2 separate regions of the Homo sapiens genome follow, and region 1 is linked to region 2. A link is an interaction called in ENCODE POLR2A ChIA-PET data of the cell type or tissue named here. Cell type or tissue: PC-9. All regions are shown on one strand. Each heading gives the region's core, and the rest is flanking DNA. Links, peaks and the distances in the headings are about the cores only.

Region 1 (5,376 bases), core at 322-5,321, 920 kb after region 2:
AGTGACCAAATTTAATAGATAATAAAATTACTAGGCTGTGTGCTGCTATCTGGCCAACGCTTGCTTTGGACATCCTTGACAATACCCTCTACCTTGCCTCTTCAAGGGTTTTAACCTCTCCATGACATTGTCCTCTATGGGAGGGCTCATGCACCCCACCCCGCCCAAGAACTTCCCCTTAACATTTTACAAATGCTGTAGAAAAAATTTTGTGTGGCTGGGCGCCGTGGCTCATGCCTGTAATCCCAGCACTTTGGGAGGCCGAGGCAGGTGGATCACTTGAGGTCAGGAGTTCGAGATCAGCCTGGCCAACATGGTGAATCCCGTCTCTACTAAAAGTACAAACATTAGCTGGGCGTACTTAGCTGGGTGTGGTGGTGCACACCTGTAGTCCCAGCTACTTGGGAGGCTGAGGCAGGAGAATCGCCTGAACCCGGGAGGCAGAGTTGCAGTGAGCTGAGATGGTGCCACCGCACTCCAGCCTGGGCGACAGAGCGAGACTCTGACTCAAAAAAAAGAAAAATGGTGTTTCAGTGTAAACCTATGCATTGTCTACAGCAAAGCTGTCAGGGCTATCAGATTCTACTATGCATTGTCTTTGAGCTATTTTGCAAGGCTCTGTAAATTGGAAGTAACCGATAGATATGTAAATTATGTCTTGTCTGATAGTGATTTAATTGACTTCCTCCCCTTTTGGGAAAAAAAGCAATTTAATCTCCATTTGCAATTCATCTCTACATTCCTTCACTCAGTAAGAATTTGTGTGTTTTTGACTTTTCCTTTGAACTATTGCCTGGTTTCTTGGTATCAGGAGTAAATAAATTCTTCAACGTGTACATTTTTATATTTGTATGTGAATCATAATTTTATTCTTTTTCTGAAAAATAACTTTTAATACTATAGTGTCTCTTTCTAACCCTTTAGGAGACTTTTTTTTAGGCTACCATTTGAATTTTGTTAGACTTCATGCCTCTTCTATCCTCACCAATTACCTCTCTTACCCCCTCCCTAGTCCACCCAATTTATTGCTTCTCCTGGATTCCTCTGTTCTTTTACCCTAGACTTGTGCAAAATCAGGCTTGGACATATCCAGGCACTGCTGGAAACCAAATGTTTTGAGGTTGGTTATGTTGTAAATTTCAGCTTCAGCACTGAAGAAATAGAGCCTGGGCATGTTTTGGTATTTAGGATCATTTAAAAGCTGCCTGTTTGGAGACAGAGACCATAGTTAGCATTTTCCCAGCTTTGGAAGGCAGACTTAGGGCTCGCATTTTTTTCAGATGATTTGTAGGACATTAATTGTGCAAATAATTTAACCCTTTGCTTCAGATTTTTTTCCTTTTAAAACAGAGGAGAGTTTAATCCTGAGGAGGAGCTCTGTTGTCGTCAGTGAATGTTTTGGTTTTTTGTTTTCTAATGGCTTCAATTAAGAACTACAACACACCCTGAGTGTGACTTTGCCAATATATTTAGGCTGGCTTATTTCAGTGTGCATGCATGTGTGAAAGACACACAGAAAATAGAGGAAATGAGAGAACACTCTCAAAACTTGCTAAGTGTATAAACTGTGATATTATGTTCATAATTCCCTTTTTCTTCGGCTGTCAGGTTTGAGCCTCAAACATTTTTTATTCCAAGGGAAACAACAGCCCCTGCAAGTAACCCAAGTTCACGGCTTTCCTGGGCCCTTGGAAGCAGGGGAGGCACTCTTTTACTTGGAAGGGTTAATTGAAGACACTTAAGTTTACTCTTGGTCAAATTCACAACCAGGAGAGCTAGAGAGAGAGGAAGTGAATGAGTCTCACTTGTCAAACTTTCCTTTTTGGTTTTTTTTTTTTTTTTAAACTTAACTCTTTCTTTACCCTGGTGTGGACAAAGTGCACTTTAAACCTAAAGGTTTCATGGTTTCAACGTACACTTGATGAACGTTCTTGGATCTCCTGCTAGAAAACATGTTGGTGCATCAAAGAAAAGGGGAAATGATACCTAGCTTATGAAGGAACACTTTCTTCTGAAAATGGAGATGGAAGATGGGTCACAGATTGAGACTAAACATAGTCTCTATGGGCCTAGAGGAAATTTCTCTGGCTAGCTCAGTGAGAGCTGGGGAGGCCATTTCAACATTTTATGAATGAAATTCTTCATCAACACTGTTTCATTAGAGAGACGGACTTGACCCTGGACTAATATAATTGCAGCACTGGAGATATTAATGTAATTTTGAGGCCTCATGTCACATTATAAAAACACAGTGCTATAAAAGACTCTAATTTGCCAAGCTCTACCAGACACCAGATGGTACACTTACAGAGAGAAATTTTTTCCTTGAACAGAAGGTAGTCTGTGATGTCATAAGCAGGAGAAATCACCAATACTCAGGGTCTTGGACACTGACATTCTTTTGAGCTAGCAGAGAAAAAGGCCCACAGATACCCAAAGGGGCAGTGCTAGGTTATGTGGTCCTGACTTTTCTTCTTCCTGCCATCAGCCCCCTGGTAATGAAAGAGAGACTCACAAAAGGGGGATTAGAAACTCCTGGCAACCCTGTTAATGGCTTCCTGTGGGATCTCATTTCCTCTGAAACCCCCAGAAATGAGGAAACCTCAGCTTATTTCAGACTCACCCTTCTCCATTTTACTTTACCCACATCAAGCACCATTGATTCCAATCCTGATATTTCAGACCCCCACAGTGGCTGCAGCCTGAGCTCCTGCCTTCTTCACTACCTGGGCTGAATAAACAGTGAGCTCTGCCTTAGGTCTCTCTCTGTCCTTCCCATCTCTTCCCTCTATCTTCTTCATGCTGCCAGAGTGGTTTTCTTAAATGCAAATTCTATCATGTCTCTGTCTTGCTTAAAAATCATTGATGGCACCTCGCTGCCTGGACCAGTAATGGGAAAAATTGGCCCTAGATTAAAAGTTGCTTTGACCCAGGTAAAAAGCTTGAAGGCAAGTCTTGAAAAATCAAGTTGTTTCCAAGTAGCTTAATTGAGTCCCAGAATAAAACTCAAAAGCATTTAAAGAAGAAACCTAGCATTCAGCACTAATCTGGCATCCAATAAAAAATTATCAGGCGTCAAAGAACTAGGAAAACAATATAAAGAGGAGAAAAATCAATCAATAGAAATAGATACAGAAATGACACAGGTGAATAGACAAGAACAGTATTTTAAATGAGGTAAATATACTCCATATATTTATGGAGAAGACAGAGGAATGCATGAGCATATTAAAGAGATGGTGGTAGATATTTAAAGGAGAAGACCTAAATCAAACTTGTAGAGATTAAAACAAACAAACAAGAACCTCTAATGTCTGAGATGGAAAAACACACTAGATGGGAATAAGAATGAATTGGACACTGCAGACTGAAGAAAAACAGTAAACAGCATCAGTGAGCTGCAGAACAACTTCAAGCAAGATAATATAACATATAGCTTATATACAATAACATATAATAATTCTTTTTGCAGTCCCCACAAAAAGAATAGAGAGATAGAAGGAAGAAATAATAAGGCCGGGCGCAGTGGATCATGCCTGTAATCCCAGCACTTTAGGAGGCTGAGGTGGGCGGATCACGAGGTCAGGAGATCGAGACCATCCTGGCTAACACAGTAAAACCCCGTCTCTACTAAAAATACAAAAAATTAGCCGGGCGTGATGGTGGGTGCCTGTGGTCCCAGCTACCTGGGAGGCTGAGGCAGGGGAATGTTGTGAACCCGAGACGCAGAGCTTGCAGTGAGCTGAGATAGTGCCACTGTACTCCAGCCTGGGAGACAGAGCGAGACTCTTTCTCAAAAAAAAAAAAAAAAGAAATAATAGCTGAATGCTTTTTTCTAATTTGATAAAAATATTTAGGAAGCTCGATGGGCCCTAAGCACAAGAAACATGAAGAAAACAACACCAGTGTACATAATCAAATTGCTTAAGAACAGAGATAAGGAGGAAAACCTTAAAAACAGCCAGGACACGGGCATGAAGAACAAAGAAAATAACAGCAGACTTATTGTTGGAAACAATGCAATCCAAAAGACAGTTGACCAACTTCTTTAATGAACTGAAAGACAACACCGTGAACCTAGAACTCTATATACAGCAAAATATCTTGCAAAAAAAGGTGAACTAATTATTTTAGACATACAAAAGTTAAAAGAATTGGTCACTAATCCTAAAGAAAGTTAAAGGAGAATCTTTGGACAGAAAGAAAATGAAATCAAATAGAAGTTTTGTTCTACATAAAAGAATGAAAAGACTGTAAATAATAAATATGTGGTAAATATTAAAAACAAATTTATTTTTAACATGTCTTTAAAAGGCAATTGATCATTAAAAACAAAAATAATAACAATGTATTGTGAGGTTTATATGCACAAGTAAAATGGCTAGCAAGAATAACACAAAGGCCAGGAAGGGAGGGTGTAAATGCAAGTATACTGTAAGGTTCTTGTGTTGTAAATGAATTGCCATCCTATATTTTGAAGATGAATTGTGATAAACTGAAGATGTATACTATATACGCTAAAGCAAACATCCCAAACACAAGACAAACAGATATAACTAATAAGCCAATAAAAGAGATAAAATAGAATTATAAAAAATAATTTACCTCAAAAGAGGATGAAGATGAAAAAAACAGGTAACAAAAACAGATGAGACAAATGGCAAACAAAGCGCAAGATAGTAAGTTTAATAATAATCATATCGATAATCACATTACCTTCAAATGGTGTAAATATCCCATTTAAAAGGCAGAGATTGTCAGATTGGAGTTTTTTTAAAAAGGCAAGCTCTATATTCTGTCCGTCAAAAAACAAATTGAGGCCAGGCACAGAGGCTCATGCCTGTAATCCCAGCACTTGGGAAGGCCAAGGTGGATGGATCACATGAGGTCAGGAGTTTGGGACCAGCCCGGCCAACATGGTGAAACCCCATTTCTACCAAAAATACAAAAATTAGCCGATCATGGTTCTGGGCGCCTGTAATCTCAGCTACTCTAGAGGTTAAGGCAGGAGAATCGCTTGAACCCAGGAGGCGGAGGTTGCAGCAAGCTGAGATTGTGCCACTGCACTCCAGTCTGGGTGGCAGAGCGAGACTATGTCTCAAAAAACAAACAAAGAAACAAAAAAACCAAATTGAAATATGAGGACACAAATAGGTTAAAATTAAAAGGATAGGAAAAGATGCTATGGTCACACTAATCAGAAAAGCCTCTCCTCCTACAATGAGGAGTCATAGGAAGGCAGGCAGTTTGGAGGGAAGGGGCAGAGAAAGACGCCAGCAGTGTCCCTCCCACATCATTTCTTGTAATGGAGGCAGAGTCTCCTTCTCAGAACTGCTGCACAGTGGGGCACGGCAGTCCACAACACCCACTGCGAGC
Region 2 (5,376 bases), core at 94-5,093:
CTAATTTTTTTTTTTGCATTTTTAGTACAGACGGGGTTTCACCATGTTAGCCAGGATGGTCTTGATCTCTTGACCTCGTGATCCGCCCTCCTCAGCCTCCCAAAGTGCTGGGATTACAGGCGTGAGCCACCGCTCCTGGCCCTGACTGAACTTTCAATGGCAGAGATACAGTATTCATTTCTGTCCAGTTTGTGAGAGTCAATGTTTTCACTGACATCAACCTCTCTTTCCAAATGAGTTGTAAGACCACCCTTTGTAAAGCCTTCACAGATTCTCACCTGTGGCTATGGACTCTGTATTCCTGGACAACACGGAAACTTCCAGCTGGACAACCTCATAGGACCAGGCAATCTGCTGTCTTAAGGTTGACCAGTGCTGTGCTGGTAATATTCAACAACTAGCTCTCAATTTTTTTTTTCTTTTAAAAGGCCAAGTAGCTCTGATTTGTAGCATTTACCCATTCCATGGTATGGACACTCCCATGATGGCCAATTACAAGGTACTAACATGGCATGATGGAATACAGACTTGAGAAGAGATGTGCACAGCTGGCTCCTGTCATCCTGCTCACACTGGCTACTGAAATATCACTGAGACCCACCTGAAGGAGTAAATTTTGACACAAGGTGTATCTAGAGTCTGTTCCTTCTCCCACATTTAAAATGTTCCCATTTACCTTTTAGTAAACACTAACATATTAAATAGGCAGAGGGTTATCAGGAGAGACAAGGAAACCCTGCCTGTATACAGGGATTGGGGTTTGGAGTTTGCGCTGCTGGCTGGTGTATCCCCAGGTGTCTTGTCTGGTGATGCTCCTGATGTTCACAAGCTAGTTAGCGTTCAAAGGCCTCCTCCTCTGGATCAAGGCACTTAGGTTATCTGAGCACCAGGTTATTTGACACCTCTCACCATCATAACGCCCTTCCTAGCACCCAGCATCTATAGATAAGGGGAGAATAGCCAGTATGGAAGAAGTGAAGATCAAAGCCTGACTCTCTGTTTACTTCCTGAGTATAAATAAATTTTGGACAGGCACGGTGGTTCATGCCTGTAATGCCAGCACTTTGGGTGGCTGAGGTGGAAGGACTGCCTGACGCCAGGAGTTAGAGACTAGCCTGGGCAACACAGCAAGACCTCATCTCTCCAGAAAAAAAAAAAAAAAAAAGTTAGCTGCGCATGGTGGCATGAGCCTGTAGTCCTAACTACATGAGAGGTTGAGGCAGAAGGATCCCTTAAGCCCAGGAGTTCAAGGCTGTAGTAAGCTGTGATCGTGTCCTTGCACTCCAGCTTGGGTGACAGAGTGAGACCCTGTCTCTAATAAAAAATAATAGTAATGCTGACATGCAAAACACTGCAGAACAACCTGGCAGCTTATGGGGAGCCAAGGAAAGAACTCTGAGGCCCATGGAGGATGCTTTTAGGCTGCACATTCTTAAATAGCTCGAGCCCCATTAGCCTTCACCTATCTATTTGCATAGTCTTATTTTGTGGACCTGCTCCAACGCTGCTCACTTACAATAGTCAAAATGAATTTCCAAATGTGACCTAGACCCATCTGGCCCTTTGTAGAGAGCTGTGCCAATCTGGAAATGAGCCAATTTCATCCATGGTTTGTAATATATAGGAAACATGCAAGAACCGCCAACTGGTTTCATCTGGGCCTATATTCTCCCTAAGGTGACTTAGGAATACTTATTTACAAATAAGATTGTGTGTGTATGTGTGTGCACGCACACATGTGGCCTCATTCTAAACTTTGGAGGGTGAGAGGAACCTGTGATGGGTGTTTTGTCTTCTGAGCCCATGATGTACTGTGCTTGTCACAAGATGTAGTATTTGCAGGCTTGAAGAGGAATCCAGGTATGACCCAGCACTTGGTAAGGAGGGCATGAGCCTGAGGGAGGTTCTGAAGCCAAGGGACCCTCTATCATTTTTCACAGGACAAGCAATAAAGATTGTTGTAAAGGCTTGAAGGGGCAAAAAGGGAGACCTTGCCTTTGTGAGGCCTCAAGTTTGTTTATAAATGTGCAGGTGGTAGAAGAAACTTCCTGGGAAGAAAATGGGGTAAGCCTGGGGGAAGCTTTGCCTACTCATCCACATTAGGGAAAAAAACTCCAGTTTTTTTTTGGAGTTTTTTTTTGGAGTCAAAAAAATAAAAGACCTGAGTAACAGCTTTTGAGTTTCTGTGACCTGGGTTAGAAGAGGGCTGGGTCTTCCCCCAGGAAGTACACAGGCACCCGTGACAAATAAGAATAGCCAGGAATCGACTGCCCTCAGCTCTCAGAGGTAAGGGTGTGAGACAAACAACATTCCAGCAGTGCTAATCCTGCAGAGGATTCAAAAGCCATTAGGCAGAAGAGGCTTCTGTGCATACATCACTCAGAGCAGAACCACAGTGGGGCCACTCCACCAACTGGTCACTGGCAGTGCTTGATGAGCTACCTACAAAACTGAGAGCAAGTGTTTAGAAACTTTTATAGCAATTGATCAAATAATTTAAATTTAATTTAATTTTTGTTGAATCTAACTTCTTTTTTGAGACAGAGTCTTGCTCTGCTTCCCAGGCTGGAGTGCAGTGCCGCCATCTCTGTTCACTGCAAACTCTACCTCCCGGCTCAAGTGATCCTCCTGTCTCAGCCTCCCAAGTAGCTAAGATTACAGTCATACATCACCATGCCTAGCTAATTTTTGTATTTTTATGTAGACGAAGTTTTGCCATGTTGCCCCAGCTGGTATCGAACTTCTGGGCTCAAGTGATTTGCCCACCTTGGCTTCCCAAAGTGCTGGGATTACAGATGTGAGCCCTTGCACCTGACCTGAAAAAATCTTAAAGGGGGACTTGACTTTATGTATCTTTTAAAATGTTATGTTTGTATTTATTCATTTTCATTAAATTTCTATGACAAATCGGAAATAAAAGAACATAGGCCCTTCACTAGTGATAATTTGAGAAGCACCAAGACAGTAGGTGCCCAATGGGGCAGACAATGGGTCCATAGACAGAATGAGGGGATCTCAGCGAATGCCAGGCACTCAAGGAGGGCTTCCTGGGGAAAGGACTCAAGTTAGACTTTGGGGGATGGGCAGGACCTTGACAAATGGAGAGGACCCCAGGTCACTCCTACAGCCATGAGGGAGAAGTCACACTCAGTATAAGCACATTTGCGAGTTACTTTTAGGGCATGTACATTCTGTCCCAAACACTGTGCGGGGTGTAATAGGCAGTTTGTAGCACTGAGAGCTGAACATTGTTATGGGAGTCAGGGCTCTGGGTTCTGGATACAGCCCTTATAAAATCTCCCTGTATAGCACCAGGAAGATCATTTAACCCTTCTCGCTCTCCCACCCTCTAAACTGTAAGAGCCATGAGGGCAGGGACTGTCTTTGGTGAGCAGTGCCTACCTCAAGCCTGACAAATGATAAGTTCCCAGTAAAATTTTTGGTGAATGAATGGACAGGTTTCAGTTGTAACACCTGAAAAATGGGGAGGCTAATAAGATTAGTGGTTTTGCAACTGTAAAATGAAAAACTATATTGTGTAGCCAACCTGTCCTGCAAGAAGCTCCAGGAAATCAAGTTTTGTAGCTGGGTTATCAAAATGGATTCTGGTAACAAGGAAAAGGGGAGAATGGGCACGTACTGGCAACTGTTGGTATTTGGCACAATATGTGTGTGTGTGATTTTTTTGTCCCCCTTTTACATTAGCAAGAAAGTCTTCAAGGAAGGATTTCTTTGTAAAGAGAATGTAGGCTGGGCATGGTGGCTCACGCCTGTAATCTCTCAACACTTTGGGAGGCCAAGGCGGGTAGATCACTTGAGGTCAGGAGTTCGAGACCAGCCTGGCCAACATGGCGAAACCCCATCTCTGCTAAAAATACAAAAATTAGCTGGGTGTGGTGGCGGGCGTCTGTATCTGATGCACTGCCGGCTCGCCCACGCCAACCTGCAGCCCTGCCAGAGCCTGTGACCGCCCGTGGGGGCCTTCTGTGAGAGACCCACGCACCCTGTGCTGGAGCCTGGGGTTTTACCCTTGACCCGGAGCGCAGCTGGGGGCTCCTGGGATGGGAGAGACATCCTTGGGAGGCCTCCACGTGGGAGCTGCTGGCCCCCAGCACCCCCTGCGGCCTTGCTAATCCCAGCTACTCGGGAGACTGAGGCAGGAGAATTGCTTGAACCTGGAAGCCAGGGGTTGCATTGAGCCGAGATCGCGCCACTGCACTCCAGCCTGGGCAACAGAATGAGACTCTGTCTCAAAAAAAAAAAATAAATAAATAAAAAAAATAAAGATAATGTAGGAGGAGGTTTTGCAGGGAAGAATAAGGAGGACATTGAAGCAGGAGGAATGCTGTGTGTCTGTAGCTGGGAGGCAGGAGTTGGCAGGCCTGGTGGAGGCCTGAGCAGGCAGCCACTACTCCCCACTACCTTGGCAGGCACAGGACCCTCCGGCCCAGGGGACTGAGCTCCAGCTTCCTGCTTCTCTTCTCCTGCCTCCCCACTAAGCAGAAGGGACCCCCGTGACATTGGTGCAGTCAGGGGCCCAGGACTCAGCCCTGAGGCTTGAGAGAACTTTCCCTTCTGTAGGCTTTTGCCACAAGATCCCTGATCTCCCACCAGGTCCTCAAGCACTTGAGTGAGTGCTCAAGGACCCACACTCTCTGGGACAAAATCGAACCACCTGCTTCTGTCTCTTTCTCACCAGCTGACTTCTCCGCTCCCATTCTCTCCATCCTTCCCCTCGTCTCTGTGGCAATGGCAAAGCACAAGGAGGAAGTGAGGAAACTGACCGTCCTCTCTCCATTTCAGGAGCAGCAGAGACTCCTCAGGAAGACTCACTGGACTGTACCCACCACCTGCCATGTCTCTGTGGCCACCTTTCCGATGCAGATGGAAGCTGGCGCCAAGGTACTCTAGGAGGGCGTCTCCACAGCAACCCCAACAGGACTTTGAGGCCCTGCTGGCAGAGTGCCTGAGGAATGGCTGCCTCTTTGAAGACACCAGCTTCCCGGCCACCCTGAGCTCCATCGGCAGTGGCTCCCTGCTGCAGAAGCTGCCACCCCGCCTGCAGTGGAAGAGGCCCCCGGTGAGGCAAAATGTGTCAGCCCAGACCCTCCTTCCCCAGGGTTTAGGGCTTTCAGATACTGCGCCTAAGATATATGGGAGAAAAAAACAGGCTTTTTCCTACTCTCTCCTCTCCACTCAACACAACACACTCTTCTAACACCAGATGTGTAGGAGGTTTTCCCCACATGCCAAGCAATTCTCTGGTGGCCACCATCTGGGTATTCTGTAATGAAATTTAATTCCGACACTGTCTACCTAGAGACGGTGTCAGATCTCACAGGTTGAGTGTTCATCCCACAAAACTGCCCCTACTTC

Evidence for each region. Peaks named below come from ENCODE experiments on the same cell type or tissue, not always from the same donor. Only the 100,000 strongest peaks of a DNase experiment are listed, where the experiment ranks them.
Region 1: POLR2A ChIA-PET joins it to region 2 with 6 read pairs; 2 of 35 experiments call an interaction of 5 or more read pairs at or near these places.

What each region holds. Positions count from the first base shown.
Region 1 is chr2:30,284,573-30,289,948 of GRCh38, reverse strand. No RefSeq gene overlaps it. Among named protein-coding and RNA genes, the nearest start is that of LBH, 56 kb to the right of the region's middle. RefSeq lists enhancers at 387-895, 1,787-1,836. In PC-9, for the core only: no CTCF peak of the experiment used is centred there; no DNase peak of the experiment used is centred there.
Region 2 is chr2:31,204,927-31,210,302 of GRCh38, reverse strand. It overlaps CAPN14 (calpain 14), which reads left to right. Exons shown (of 22, transcript NM_001145122.2): 2 at 4,804-5,080. The coding sequence starts at 4,856. Among named protein-coding and RNA genes, the nearest start is that of CAPN14, 9.9 kb to the left of the region's middle. In PC-9, for the core only: no CTCF peak of the experiment used is centred there; a DNase peak (open chromatin) is centred at 2,272; H3K27ac peaks cover 341 bases.